Linked DNA regions of Homo sapiens: region 2 is linked to region 1. A link is a contact called in ENCODE Hi-C data. All regions are on one chromosome and are shown on one strand. Each heading gives the region's core, a stretch centred on a gene start or an enhancer-like site at or near the end of the contact. The rest is flanking DNA. Distances are from core to core; before and after follow the strand shown. Region 1 overlaps C10orf126 (chromosome 10 open reading frame 126). Region 2 holds the start of LINC00837 (long intergenic non-protein coding RNA 837).

Evidence for each region. Hi-C counts contacts between places; a loop is a spot of excess contacts on that map. Pooled maps may share reads with other maps.
Region 2: a map of ascending aorta shows a loop between it and region 1 (2.9-fold over the local background). The contact joins the promoter of LINC00837 here to the enhancer-like site in region 1. A Hi-C loop is called at or near these places in 7 of 168 maps with a recorded cell type or tissue (Calu3, K562, aorta and 3 more) and 11 of 50 pooled maps.

What each region holds. Positions count from the first base shown.
Region 1 is chr10:28,875,580-28,882,723 of GRCh38, reverse strand. C10orf126 (chromosome 10 open reading frame 126) reads right to left here. Exons shown (of 5, transcript NR_164114.1): 5 at 826-2,586. Among named protein-coding and RNA genes, the nearest start is that of C10orf126, 33 kb to the right of the region's middle. RefSeq lists an enhancer at 2,494-2,714. Within about 2 kb of position 2,748, at least 7 of the 41 ENCODE cell types and tissues checked have a DNase peak (open chromatin) inside an H3K27ac peak, as active enhancers do; they include ascending aorta and heart left ventricle, where a contact is called at or near this core.
Region 2 is chr10:28,793,429-28,799,850 of GRCh38, reverse strand. It overlaps LINC00837 (long intergenic non-protein coding RNA 837), which reads left to right and starts at 3,801. Exons shown (of 2, transcript NR_038376.1): 1 at 3,801-3,957. All of the region lies in intron 2 of LINC01517 (long intergenic non-protein coding RNA 1517), which reads right to left.

The sequences.
Region 1 (7,144 bases), core at 1,499-3,998:
GAACTTTGGCTGGCAACATTCTTGGCTTGCGGGTGAGGAGAGAGTTGGAAGGGACAGACAGAAAGGTGCCAGTGAATCAATTTTAGTTTTGGCAAACACTGGATGGAGACACATCAATAACGGTAGGGCTGGAGATTAATTAAGAAAAAACTTTAAATGGAAGAGATAATCTATTATATCAGATAATCTATTATAGCAGAGGCATGATCTTAGCTCACTGCAATCTCTGCCTCCCAGGTTCAGGCAATTCTCCTGCCTCAGCCTCCCAAGTAGCTGGGATTACAGGCATGTGCCACCATGCCCAGCTAATTTTTGTATTTTTAGTAGAAACATTCATTTAGTGCATAAATTAATATAAATGAAATATATCAATAGAACAGTGCTAGATATAATCTAAGTTCCAGATTTTGCCCTTTTCTCTTTTTTTCTCAAATATGTTTAGTTGTGTAATATCTCAGCAATTCAGAAGAAATGAAAACAATGACAATGACCAAGGGGTTCATCCACTAGATCTAAGAAGTATTATCCTTAACACTATCTTTCCTTTAGTTACCTTTTTATTTTTTGAGAAAGAAAATATTTTAGTGCCAGCTAAAGCATCCCCATTTCATTGTTTACTCTCCATCACCAGAGATAGACAGTAATTGACTATATTTTTATATTTTACAGACATAAAACTGTAAGCAATATATAGTAACATTTGAACATCTTTAAACGTACAGATGTGGTGAATTACATTAAAAAGATTTCCTAATGTAAACCATCCTGCCACATTAGGATAAACACTAACTGGTCAAAAATGTATTATTTAAATATTTTGATAGATTTGGTTTACTAATATTTTATTTAAGATCATTACACTCATTTCATAATTAACAATGACCTATAATTTTGCTACACTCTATTTTATTTGTTCAGTTTTATTATCAAGGTTATGCATACAAAATGATGTGGGAAGTTGTCCTTTTTCTATTCTTTGAAAAAGTTTATACAAAGTAGTGCTTATCTGTTCTTTGAAGATTTTGTAAACTTGGCTGTGTCTGGCCTGTTTTTTGGAGAGGGAGGCATCCGGGGAAGGAAGGCTGTAGATTATTAACTTGATTCACTTCTTTTGTTGATTATAGGTATATTCCAGCTTTTTCTTTCATCAGTTTTTGTAATTAATATTTTTCTAGGAGATTGTCTGATTTCTCTGTTTCCAAATGTATTGTCAGGAACTTGTCCATAGTATTCTCTTACAGGCTTTAAAATCTCCATCAGTAGTTATGCTCTGTTTCTTTTTCATGCTTTTTCTTCTCTCGTCCTTGGTCATTCTTGCCAGAGATGGCTTTATCACTCTTTTCAAGGAACCGGCTTTTAGTTGGGTTGATTTCTGCATTATTACTTTGTTTTCTAGCTCATTAATTGCTCTCCTTATCTTTATGGTTTCCTTCCTTCTTCTGCCTTCTTTCTGCTTGCTTTGCTGTTGTTTTTCTGTTGTACTGTGTCAAGCAAGTAGCTGGCAAATTTTTCAGTCTTTTTCATTTTCTAATATATGTGACTGAGGCTGTAAATGTTTATTTGAACCAGAGGTGGCCAGTCTTTTGGCTTCCCTGGGCCACATCAGAAGAAGAAGAATTGTCTTGGGCCACACGTAAAATACACTAACACTAATGATAGCTGATGAACTAAAAAAAAAAAAAAAGTCTCACAATATTTTAAGAAAGTTTACGAATTTGTGTTGGGCCGCATTCAAATATGTCCTAGGCCACATTGTGGCCTACAAGACACGGGTTGGATAAGCTTGATTTAAAGTATCATTTATTTAGGCTGCATCCTACAGGTTTTTTCTCTGCTTCATTTTAATTACTTCATAATCCGTATTATTATTTATTTTGCTCTTACAGTTTTTCAATTTTGTTATGGAGCATTTCAAACATACAAATGCAAACACTGCTTCACGTGGAATCCTTCTGGAATGTTCCCAGTTCAACATCACTGCAAGTGAGCTAATATATGCTCTTGGGTAATAACATTCTCTCGTTATTTTTACTCTAAAAATCCATGCGTGTGTCTTATTTCTTCTCTTTGAAGACAAAACTATACCTTAAATAACCTCATGTCATACAATGCAAGGGCTTTGCAAAATCCAGCTGAATTAAATCTTTTTTTAAATCCCACATGACCAGATTAAAAGCAGCCCATTTTGCCAAAATGTAGACTTGCTTCATAGACAGTTAAAAGTAATTTTTAAAACACAGCTCTCATTTCATCACTACAATTTCCAAGTTTGAACTTCTACAAAAGTTCAGGATAGTTGAACAAGCACCGTTTTTGGAACTGTAAATAAAGCAGTTGCCTATGGAACCCGGGTCCTGCTTTTTTTGCCTCTTTGCCTGCCACTGATCCTTGTCCTGCTGCTGCCTTTCCAAAGGGCTCAGTGTGTGCACTCCCAGGGAATGAGCCATCCAAGCCGCAATCCTGAGCCCAAGAAAAGCACCACCGAGCCTCCGCAGGAAAAATAAGTTGCTGCCACACGAAGGAAAAGATTCCAGAGCCTTCAGACTCCACCGCCACTGGCTCAACTGTTTCTAAGAATAGCGTGAACTGTGGGAAAAAAAAAAAAATACTGGCACCAGACATTGGTCTTTAATTGTCTCCAGGCATTAAAATAGAAACAAGCTGAAACGGAAGTGCCCCTGGAAACCCTCTCCCAGCCTCACTCAGTGTGGACCAGGAAGCGGGATGTGGATGCGGCTTCCAGAGACATGGACTCCAGAAGGCCAACCCTGCGCCGTGGTGTCACCACGGAGCACGTTTCCAGGACAGGATGGTCTCTTCCAAAGTGGAAGAAGGCCAGGGGCCAGGAGCAGTCTCCAGTGGCCCAGGCCTCACCCACTTTCAGGCTTCCTAGCGATTCTCTCGAGGCCTCTGATTGGAGGCCCCATGGGATGTGAGGGGTCCGCCTCCCAATAGCCGAAGTTGTTTATCAGAGGCTTCTCTTTCTGGTTCATTTTCATAATCTTAAATTTAGCTAATTGGTTCCTAAATCAAATTTTGCAAATAGTTTCTTGTCATAAAAAACAACATCAGCCTTATAACTGGGAGGCCTCTCAGCATAAAGGGGTGTGTGCAGTTAGATCCTATATTCATAGGCTGGAGAGCCCATCACATCCCCTACAACATAGAGGGAACTCTTCAGTTCAGAAGGCACAAAATTGTGTTTTGTTTTGTTTAATGAAGATGTGACAGTCATCTGAATACTGGGTTTCATAACCTAAACAGATTTCCAAACTTTGGGGATTGCTTCCAAATAAAAAAAAGTGCTGCATGCAGAAAAAGATCAAGGAGCCCAATTCTAGTTTCCACTCATTCAAATTTCTCTTGCCTAGTGCCTCATTCAAATTTCCCTTGCCTAGTGCATTAATCATTTTATGAAAATAGGTTTTTTCCCTGCAAGGTTTCTAGTATTTATGAAATTACTCTTAGTTGGAAACATAAGATAAACCAACACTCAAGCTTTTCTCAATTCCTAGACAAACACACTAAATAAAAGAGGTGGTTAGGACTAAGTTTTCCAGAAACCCAGTGCCAATTCCTGATGGGATTATTTCAGCTCTACTTTTTCTAACATGGTTAATTGTTGATGAAGTATGGAAAAAAACAGAAAATAAAATGAAGCTCTTTTCTCTTATGTGCATAATATTCCATAATATATGGAAGTCAAAAGCTGCTTCACAGGTGGGGAACAGGGCTGGTGCAAGGGGAGATACACACTTCAAAAGAATGCAACTTAATAGGGCTGGCAGGCCCCACGTGGCTCCAAACCCTACACAGCATGGCCCTCCCAACTCAAACTCCAGTTGAAGACCTCAGAGGGAATTGACCGGATTCTGTTTTAGAAACACATAAAACCAAAAAAATCTAGCACCAGAGGGAGACAGATACAAATGGGAACAGCCCAACAAGATGGAACATTTACAACGTAGGTCTCTCAGAAGCCCTGTCTTTGGTTGCAACCATCAGCACATGCAGAAATGTGTCACCCCCCACTCTACACCCTCCCCCAACACAGTGCTCACTGTGATCCTTATCTACCCAAACCAGATTACTCAAGCCAGAGCAGAGATTGATTGTCTTTGCCCAAGGTCGGCAATCAGCCATCAATTATACTTGCCACATGCTAGGCTGTTCCTAACTCAGAAATCTTAGAGCATTTAGTTGCACATAGAAAGGACTCCATAAATGTTTGTTGAATTGAATGGAATGATTGTGCTCAACTAATAGCCATTGCTCAACTGTTTCCCAATATCCACTGGTCCTTAACATCAACTCTCATCACTTGGACCTTCTCTTGCCTGTGTTTGTCAACAAGGTTTATATTTCAGGACACCAGACCAACTCACCTTCTAGACCCTGAACCTACCTATGTTCTCCACCAACACCTCACCCTCATCTCCGCCTTAACTCAAGATTCACCTGTCTCCACTGTCTGACATCTCTTGATCTATTCACAGCTACCAGTACTCAGCTGTGACATTTAGAAGTGGAATCAAGGAGGAGAAGGATTGTGAGGAAAGAGGAAAGAGTTTACATTTGCTCTCCCCACTGCTGTGTGCCAGGCACTGCATATATTATCTCTTGTAATTCTGTTTTTAAAGAATGCTGGAGACTAGGGAAATGATACTTCCACTGTCTGAGCCTTTGGGTCAGGAAACTAACTCAAATGCCAAGATCCCAAATGCCTTCCACAATGGAGACATTAAACCCTTTTAAGTTAGTGATTTTTAATTTACGATTTTAAATTATGAGAATTGATGAACACCCATAATGAAATTTTCATCCACCCACTATAAAATGAAGTACTAAAATGTGATTCCCTAAGGCTGAAATATACTATTCAAAGAACTATCCTTTGTTCTGAGACTATAGGGGAATCCTATCTTAGGAAGGAGTAAAATAATCTCTCATTGCAAAAATTCACATGCTCAAAATTGCTCTTCAAAATCTTTCAAGGAGGTACCAAAATCAAGTCCAATAAACCATTACTTCTTCTTTTTTTTTTTTTTTTTTTTTGAGATGGAGTTTTGCTCTTGTTGCCCAGGCTGGCATGCAATGGCACGATCTTGGCTCACTGCAACCTCCACCTCCTGGGTTCCAGCAATTCTCCTGCCTCAGCCTCCCGAGTAGCTGGGATTACAGGTATGCGCGACCACGCCAGCTAATTTGGCATTTTTAGTAGAGATGGGGTTTCACCATGTTGGCCAGGCTGGTCTCAAACTCCTGACCTCAGGTAATCTACCTGCCTCGGCCTCCCAAAGTGCTGGGATTACAGGCGTGAGCCACTGTGCCCAGCCCCAGTAAACCATTATTACTTAACAAGTTTAATCACAGCCTATTTTTCTTACAGCATTGGACAAGATCACTAGTTCTACAGCTGACTATACCTGGTGAAATATTTGGCCCACTTTAAGTGCCAGGCTGTTAAAAAGAAAAAAAAAAAAACAAGCAGAACAAAAACCTTCTCTTAAAGACTAGAATCGCACTCAGCTGAGGAACACGGAACTGTGTGGTAGTCACGTGGTTGTAAGCATATGTATAAAAGTCATCACATTTTTTGCCTTAGATTTTTTCACTTTACTATGTTTAAATTTACCTCCATAAAGTGTTGTAAGAAAGTCTTATAGTGATTATCAAATGATTTTGCAGGGAATTCTCAAACAAGAATTCTCCCTTCTCTCACAACTGAATTTTAATCAATGCACTTAAATCCTTAAGTTTTTGAGTTTTAAGCTCCCTCCTTGGGAGGAAGTTCAGTACCTAAGGAACCTTCGTAATTCTTTCATATATTGAGTAAAGATGCCAAAGTCACTGATTAAAGCTCCCTAACCTCTTAACTCATTACCACAAAACCACCCTGGGGGCCAGGGATCCTGGGTTTTCACTGCCTTCTTTATGAAACTTTCTTTCATCTTAGCGGAAATAATAACTCAAAATCAGTATGTTAGTCGGTCAAAGCATTGTTAATCCAATAGCAAATGTCTTGACTTTTTAGATTACAGGCAACTAGGGAAATACTTATAATAGTTAAGGTTTTTTTAAAAACAAACAAACAAATCTTCCATGAAGTCTATATGAATTATTTTTTTTTGTTGCTTTACAGAGCAAAAATTGTCTTAAATCTTCTCGATTTAAAAAAAAAATCAAAGTGATGCTTCCTTGTTAGCTTGCAAAACCCAGAAAATGATACTGTCGGAAAACACTAGTGATTTAATTAGCTATTAAATAGACAACTTCCTTTCACCCTCTCGATTCATAGCTCCCATGGGAGAATTTATTAACTTTAGTGGCTAAGTTCACATTAATTAAGCCTAACTGCCCTTGACCAGTTAAATAGCTAATCTGTAAAAATGTAGCTGATTTTGGATGTGTGTGTGTATAAAATTATTGATAATTTTTTATGTATTTTAATATCGCCATTGCTTCAGGATACTGCTTTACAAGCATGCATCATTAGAAGATAAATCCATAATGATAAAGCATTTCCATTCACACATGCGATCTTTCGCATCAGCCTTGTAAATTTCAGCATTGCCCCCGAACATTTCTTCACGTGTTTTCCAAAGCTAAGTCTCTGGAATCCCTGACTTTAAACTGTTGAGTAAGTTCAAGTTGAGTTTCATGCTGGCAAAGAGAGTGCCTAACTACAAAGAAATACCTACCGTGTAATCGCTGTTTCATGTCCGCTCGGACCGCCCATTCTGTTTCATTATTGCTCTTTCAGCCACCTCCAGGCCGAACACTCAGACAAAATCACTCTGGCAACTTGTGAATGCCTTCTGCTCATGTAGGATGGCTGTTTTGCCCCCTGTGCTTTCTTTACTGAGCTGTTTAATAAACAGCAGGGTAGCTGGGAATTTCTTGGAAGGAGCCTGGCAGGGAGAGGGCACCGTGGTGCCGACTTTCCAGGCTGACTCGCCGTTGCATTTGCAAACCTGGGGCTCCCCAGCCATCCCCACAGAGCTGCTGAATAGGTTGCTAAGGGCTTGGCAATGTTCTGCACAGCCACTGCTGATACTAAAGAGGCCGCAACAGGCTGGATCCCAGAAGAAAGGAACTGCTAACAGGTTGAGTCACCATGAATGCGGGACTCCTTCGTTTAATA
Region 2 (6,422 bases), core at 2,552-5,051, 84 kb after region 1:
CTAAAATGAAAATTTAGGATTTCAAGGTATACTTAAGAGGTTTGTTTTTTTAAAAAAACCCATCTCAAAAGATAGGTTAAAAGGAGAGGGGGTGAGAGGAAACCAATTGTACCAGTAGGGGTGCGGGTAAGGAAGAAAACAGGGAAGGAAGAACATGATGCAAAACTCAAGTGAGACCAGAACATTTTTACCGGGAAAGCCCTGGTTTTAGTTTTTAATCTATATTTTTTTTGAGACAGAGTCTCACTCTGTTGCCCAGGCTGGAGTGCAGTGGCGCGATCTCGGCTCACTGCAACCTCTGCCTCCAGAGTCCAAGAGATTCTCGTGCCTCAGCTTCCCTAGTAGCTGGGATTACAGGTGCGCACCACCATGCCCGGCTAATTTTTGTATTTTTAGTAGAGACGGGGTTTCACCAGGTTGGCCAGGCTTGTCTCGAACTCCTGACGTCAGGTGATCTGCCTGCCTTGGCCTCCCAAAGTGCTGGGATTACAGGCATGAGCCACCATACCCAGCCAGTTTTAATATATAACAAATCTTTTTTTTTTTTTTTTTTTAAGAGACAGGATCTCTCTCTGTTGCCCAGGCTGGAGTGCAGTTGTGCAATCATGGCTCACTGCAGCCTCAACCACCTGGGCTCAAGCAATTCTCCCACTTAAACCTCCCAAGTAGCTGGGACTACAGATGCATACCACCACACCCGCTAATTTTTAAATGTTTTTGTAGAGATGGGGTCTTGCTATATTGCCCAGGCTGGACTCAAGTGACCCTCCCACCTCCCTATGATTACAGGCATGAGCCACTGCACCTGGGCCAACAAATGTTTCTATATCAAAAGAGCTCTGAGTACGAAAAGTTTACAGAATCAAGAAGAGTTCAAGAGTTCTAGAAAGTAGTCTCCCGTGTGGAGCTAGTCTTAGAAAAGAGAGGCTAAATCCTGGATGCAGACACATGGGCAGCCCAAGCTCACTATAAGGCCATATGTTAACCTTCAGTCCCAGAGGCAAGCGGTGAGCCCACATGGGTGATGCCCTTGCAGAGCCAGGACACACTCCTGAATTAGATTTTTGCATACACTTACTTGATTGTTACCCATGATGTCCCAGGATGAGGGAGAACAAGAAGCATTTGTCCTTTTGTGACAGAGGGTCACAGAAACAAGGAGCCAGGGTGAGGAGGGAGTGGAGGAAAATTATATGTTTGAAGGAAGAAGATGGAGAGGCAGCAAGGATGAACATTAAAGGAGGAGGGGGGAGAGAATACAGATCTAGAATTTCTAAATTACCCTTGGCGCAAAGATCTGGTTTACCACTCAAACAGTATAATTATAAAGTTGGCGTAAAGGAGACCAGGGATCTAGTTACTAATTTCTTACTAGCAATAGCATCAAAACCTTCTCTGCTGGTAGCTGGTCTCTTGACAAAAACCGTGTGTCTTGTACATGATGTGACCTATAGGGAGAACTGGTTTTAATCAGGCTGATCTATAAAATGGTATGCGGTTGTGGTCTTGCTTCTCAGATGTCAATCTGAGCAGAGGAGAAAGTGAGGGTTGGAATTGTCAAAGTAACTAAGGTCGGGGGGAAACACTTTACATAAATGCTCCCTTGTCTTGTAGATGCAGTGTATAGGCTAAGTTTGTCAGAAAATTCAGTGGGAACCCTCTGGTGGATTTGAGAAAAATTACCAGAAACATTCCTGTTGTTCATGGTTTTTGGACCAGATTCTGCCCAGCCTCAAAAAGGAAATTCTGGCTTGGTTACAGCCTTAAATGGGTGCTCAAATCCCCTGAACATTTGCTGCAAAAGTACTTTCATTCTTACTCCATTTTGGTTAATAAGAACACCAGGCATCAAAGTCACATCCTGGCCTTATCCCTGTTTACCTTGGCAGTGATAGATATAGCCAGAGTTCCAAAGATTATTCATTTCTAAGGTACAAAATTCCCCTCTCCCCTCTGCCTTTTTTTTTTTTTTTTTCCAGAGACAGGGTCTCACTCTGTCCCCTAGGCTGGAGTGCAGTGGCTGAATCATAGCTCACTGCAGTCTCTAACTCTTGGGGGCAAGTGATCCTCTCAACTCAACCTCCTGAGTAGCTGGGACTACAGACATATCCCACCATGCCTGACTGATTTTTTTTTTTTTTTCTTTTTATTGTAGTGATGAAGGTCACACTATATTGCTCAGGCAGGTCTTGAACTCCTGGCTTCAACTGATCCTCCGATCTCAGCCTCCAAAAGTGCTGGGATTACAGCTATAATCCATGGCACCCAGCCCCATTTTTTTTTTTACAAATTTTACAGAATTTTTACATGGCAGACTTTTTTTCTATCTAATTATTACTTTTGTTTCCTAGGGAAATGCTAAAGTGCAAATGTAGGGTTTTATTTATTTATTTATTTATTTATTTATTTTTATTTTGAGACAAGGTCTCACTCTGTCACCCAGGCTGGAGTGCAGTGACACCATCACAGCTCACTGCAAACTTCATCTCCTGGACTCAAGCCATCCGCCCACTGGACTCAAGCCATCCGCCCACGTCAGCCCCACAAAGTGTTCAGATTATACGCATGAGTCACCACATCAGACCCTGCAAATGTAGATTTTTGAAAAAACAACTGCAACATTTTAGCCCTTTTTAAAATCAGGACCCCTAGGTCTTTCCCAATATAACTAACTAGCCAGTGATTCCTCACTCATCTACCTTTTTTTTTTTTTTTTTTTTTTTTTTTTTTTGATACGGAGTCGCACTCTGTCACCCAGGCTGGAGCGCAGTGGCGCGATCTTGGCTCGATGCAACCTCCGCCTCCCGGGTTCAAGCGATTCTTCTGCCTCAGCCTCCCGAGTAGCTGGGACTATAAGTACCCGTCACCACGCCCGGCTAATTTTTGTATGTTTAGTAGAAATGGGGTTTCGCCGTATTGGCCAGGCTGGTCTCGAACTCCTGACCTCAGTATCCACCCACCTCAGCCTCCCAAAGTGTTGGGATTACAGGCATGAGCCACCGCGCCCAGCCCACTCCCTTTTAAATGCAGATCTTCTGTGGGAGGATTAAGTCACTGAGCCCACAGGGAACTGTGCTGGGAGGGGAAGTGGAGGGTGTGGAAAGCCGGTGGAAAACAAATCTGTGGATAGCCTGTAGGGCAGATGCCTGAGGCTTGGGGAGACTGGGAAAGCAGGTCTCTAAAAGGAACTTCATCCTTTTTCTCCTAGGCCTCAGATGATGCTAGAGTCCTGCCAGAAATTGCAAATAATTCTGGCTCACTTTTGTATTAGTGCAGGTGCGTAGACCAGAGTCTAGAAGAGCAACAACAACGACAATAAAATTCAGTGTGTCCTTGAGGCATTTTCATGAGATGATATTAAATATATAATTAAATACTACTCATTGTTTTTTCTCACAAATATATACCCACCACCTACCAGGAACTGTCCCAGAAATTGATGAGGAAAAAATGATTTTTATGCCATAACTAATCATACCGTAATATGCACTAGAAAAAGCAAAGAACGTAAAATAGTATATCATGGGGACATTCGAATTTATAATCCTAGGAGTGACATGTAAGCTGGGCTTGAAAGAATAACCATAATTTTGCTGAACTAATAAGTAGGTTGTGGAAGAGAGTGCTAGCTGATTAGGAAAACCTCTGCTCTCCTTCTAAGCACGCAGTTAAACCGTTTTCCATCCGTTTTTGCCGTTAAGTGTGGTCATATGACTGAGTTCTAACCAATTAGAATGAGACGGCAAGGGATGTGTAGCTTTTTCAATCCTGGCCATAACATTCTTCTTCATGCTCTTCTCAATGTCCTTTCTCCTTTCATTAGGTAAAATGGAGATGATCCCCAGGGCCATCTTGGAAACAGTTTTTGAAGTTGGTAGAGTCTCGGGCCCGCTTAACTGCTGAAAGAGTAGGAAGGGGTCCGTTTCATTAGCGCGTTCAACCAAAGAGCGCTGTTAGGTGAGCAAAAACAAACCAGTTGTGTCTGAGCCAACACCCGTTTGTCTATGGGTTGTAGCAGTTGGTCCACCTAATCAAGGAAGTGCCGAGAGCACAGGACATGAAAAGACACAGCGCTAAGGTACATGGCACGTTCACGAAGGTACAGGAGAGGCAAGAAATGAGACGGGAAAGGTGGCCTAGGACCAGGTCGTGAATGACATGATAACTAAGTTTTGACTTTTTCTCGTAGGTCAGTGGTTCTCAACCAGCGGCAATTTTGCCTTCCAGGGAACATTTGTCAAAGTCTAGAGACATATTTGGTTGTCTTCACCAAGGGGAGGAGGGAGGGAAGTGCTACTGACATCCATGGGTTGAAGCAAAGGATGCTGCTGAACATCCTGTAATGCACAGGACGGCCTCCCCCACCAAGGAATTACCTGGGCCAAATAGTAGTACTGAAATTGAGAAACCCTGCTGTAGGCAGTGAGACACTAGCAACAATTCTTCTTTTTTTTTTTTTTTTTTTTAAGCTGGAGTCAGGGTCTCGTGCTGTTGCCCAGGCTGGTCTTGAACTCCTGGGCTCAAGCAATCCTCCCGCCCTGGCCTCCCAAAGTACTGGAATTACAGATGTGAGCCATCAAGCCCAGCCACAGCAGTTCTTAAAAGGAAAATCACATAATCATATTTGTGTGTTAGATAATTATAACAACATAGAGGATTCATTGAAGAGAGAGAGGAGATGAGAAAAACAATTTCATCCTTTGTTTATCAAGGACCTATTATGTGTACTTGATCATGCATCAGGCACTACAGATTCAAAGATGAATAAGAGTCCAGCAAGGGAAATAATAAGTACCTTTATGGGACTTGGGGAGACTCAAACTCTGGCCTCGGGTCTTCATCCCCATGAACCTCTTAATTAAAACAAGAGAAGGGCCTGAACTAGAGCAGGGGTTGAGGACATGGAAAAGAGAACCTACTTGAGAAACATCTCAGAAATGAAATGAACCAGGCTGAGTTTTGGAGTGGAAGTAGAAGTTGAGAGCAGTGAAAACCAAAACTGAGGTCTTTATCCTGGGCAACTACACAGATAGTGCTGCTAATAGGAAAATGCAGGAGAAGCAACAGACTTAGAGGACTGTCTTGCAGGGTTTTCTTTCTGAGAGAGAGTAAATATCAAATTCCTATAGGACAGGTACAAGCAACTCACATAAAAATTGCCAACAGCCAAAAAACTGTTTCTTTTTTTTTTTTTTTTTTTGAGACAGAGTCTCACTCTGTTGCCCAGGCTGGAGTGCAGCAGCAAGATCATAACTCAGGGCAAACTTGACCTCCCAGGCTCAAGCGATCTTCTGGCCTCAGCCTCCCAGGTAGGTAGGACTACAGGTGCATGCCACCACGCCAGACTAATTTTTTAAATATTTTGCAGGCCGGGCATGATGGCTCACATCTGTAATCCCAGCACTCTGGGAGGCTGAAGCGAGCAGATCACCTGAGGTCAGGAGTTCGAGACCAGCCTGGCCAACATGGTGAAACCCTGTCTCTACTAAAAATACAAAAATTAACCGGGCATAGTGGTGGGCACCTGTAATCCATCTGCTTGGGAGGCCGAGGCAGGAGAATTGTTTCAACCCGGGAGGTGGAGGTTGCAGTGAGCCAAGATCGTGCCATTGCACTCCAGCCTGGGTGACAGAGCAAGACTCTGTTTCAAAAATAAATGAATATATATATTGAATATATATATACATATTTTTTTTTTTGTAGAGATGGGGTCTCACCTTGTTGTACAGGCTGGTCTTGAACTCCTGGCCTCAAGCAGTCCTCCTGCCTTGGCCTCCCAAAGCGCTGGGATTGCAGGTGCGAGCCATTGCACCTGACCCCAATAAACATTTTAAGAATGTTTGGTGCAAGCCAGGGGTGAGTTGCGCCAGAGGTCTCATATCCAGAGGTCTGAGAACCAGGAGAGTCAATGTTGTCAGCCTCAATTTGAAGCAGAAGGCCTGGGAATGAGAGGAGAATGGGGCTCAGAGGGTGCTGGAGCAAGTCTGGAGTCTGAAGGCCAGAAAATCTAGAGTTCTGATGTCTGAAGATGGGGGAAAAAGATGGATGTTCCAGCTGCAGAAGAGAGAGCAAATTTGCCCTTCCTCGGCCTTTTTGTTGTATCAGGGCCCTAAAGTGGTTGGATGATGGCCATCTACACTGGGGAAGGCAAATCTTCCTCACTCAGTCTCCTGATTCAAATGCTAATCTCTTCCTGAAACGCCCTGCGGACACACCCAGAAATAATCTTTTACCAGCTGTCTGGGTATCCTTTAACCCAGTTAAGTTGACCCATAAAACTAACAATCACATTGGCATTTTAAATACATATAAAATCATTTGCATTAAAATAGTAATACATTCACATTGGCATTTTAAATACATATAAAATCATTTACATTAAAATAGTAATACATATATTTGTAATCGATATAAAACATATA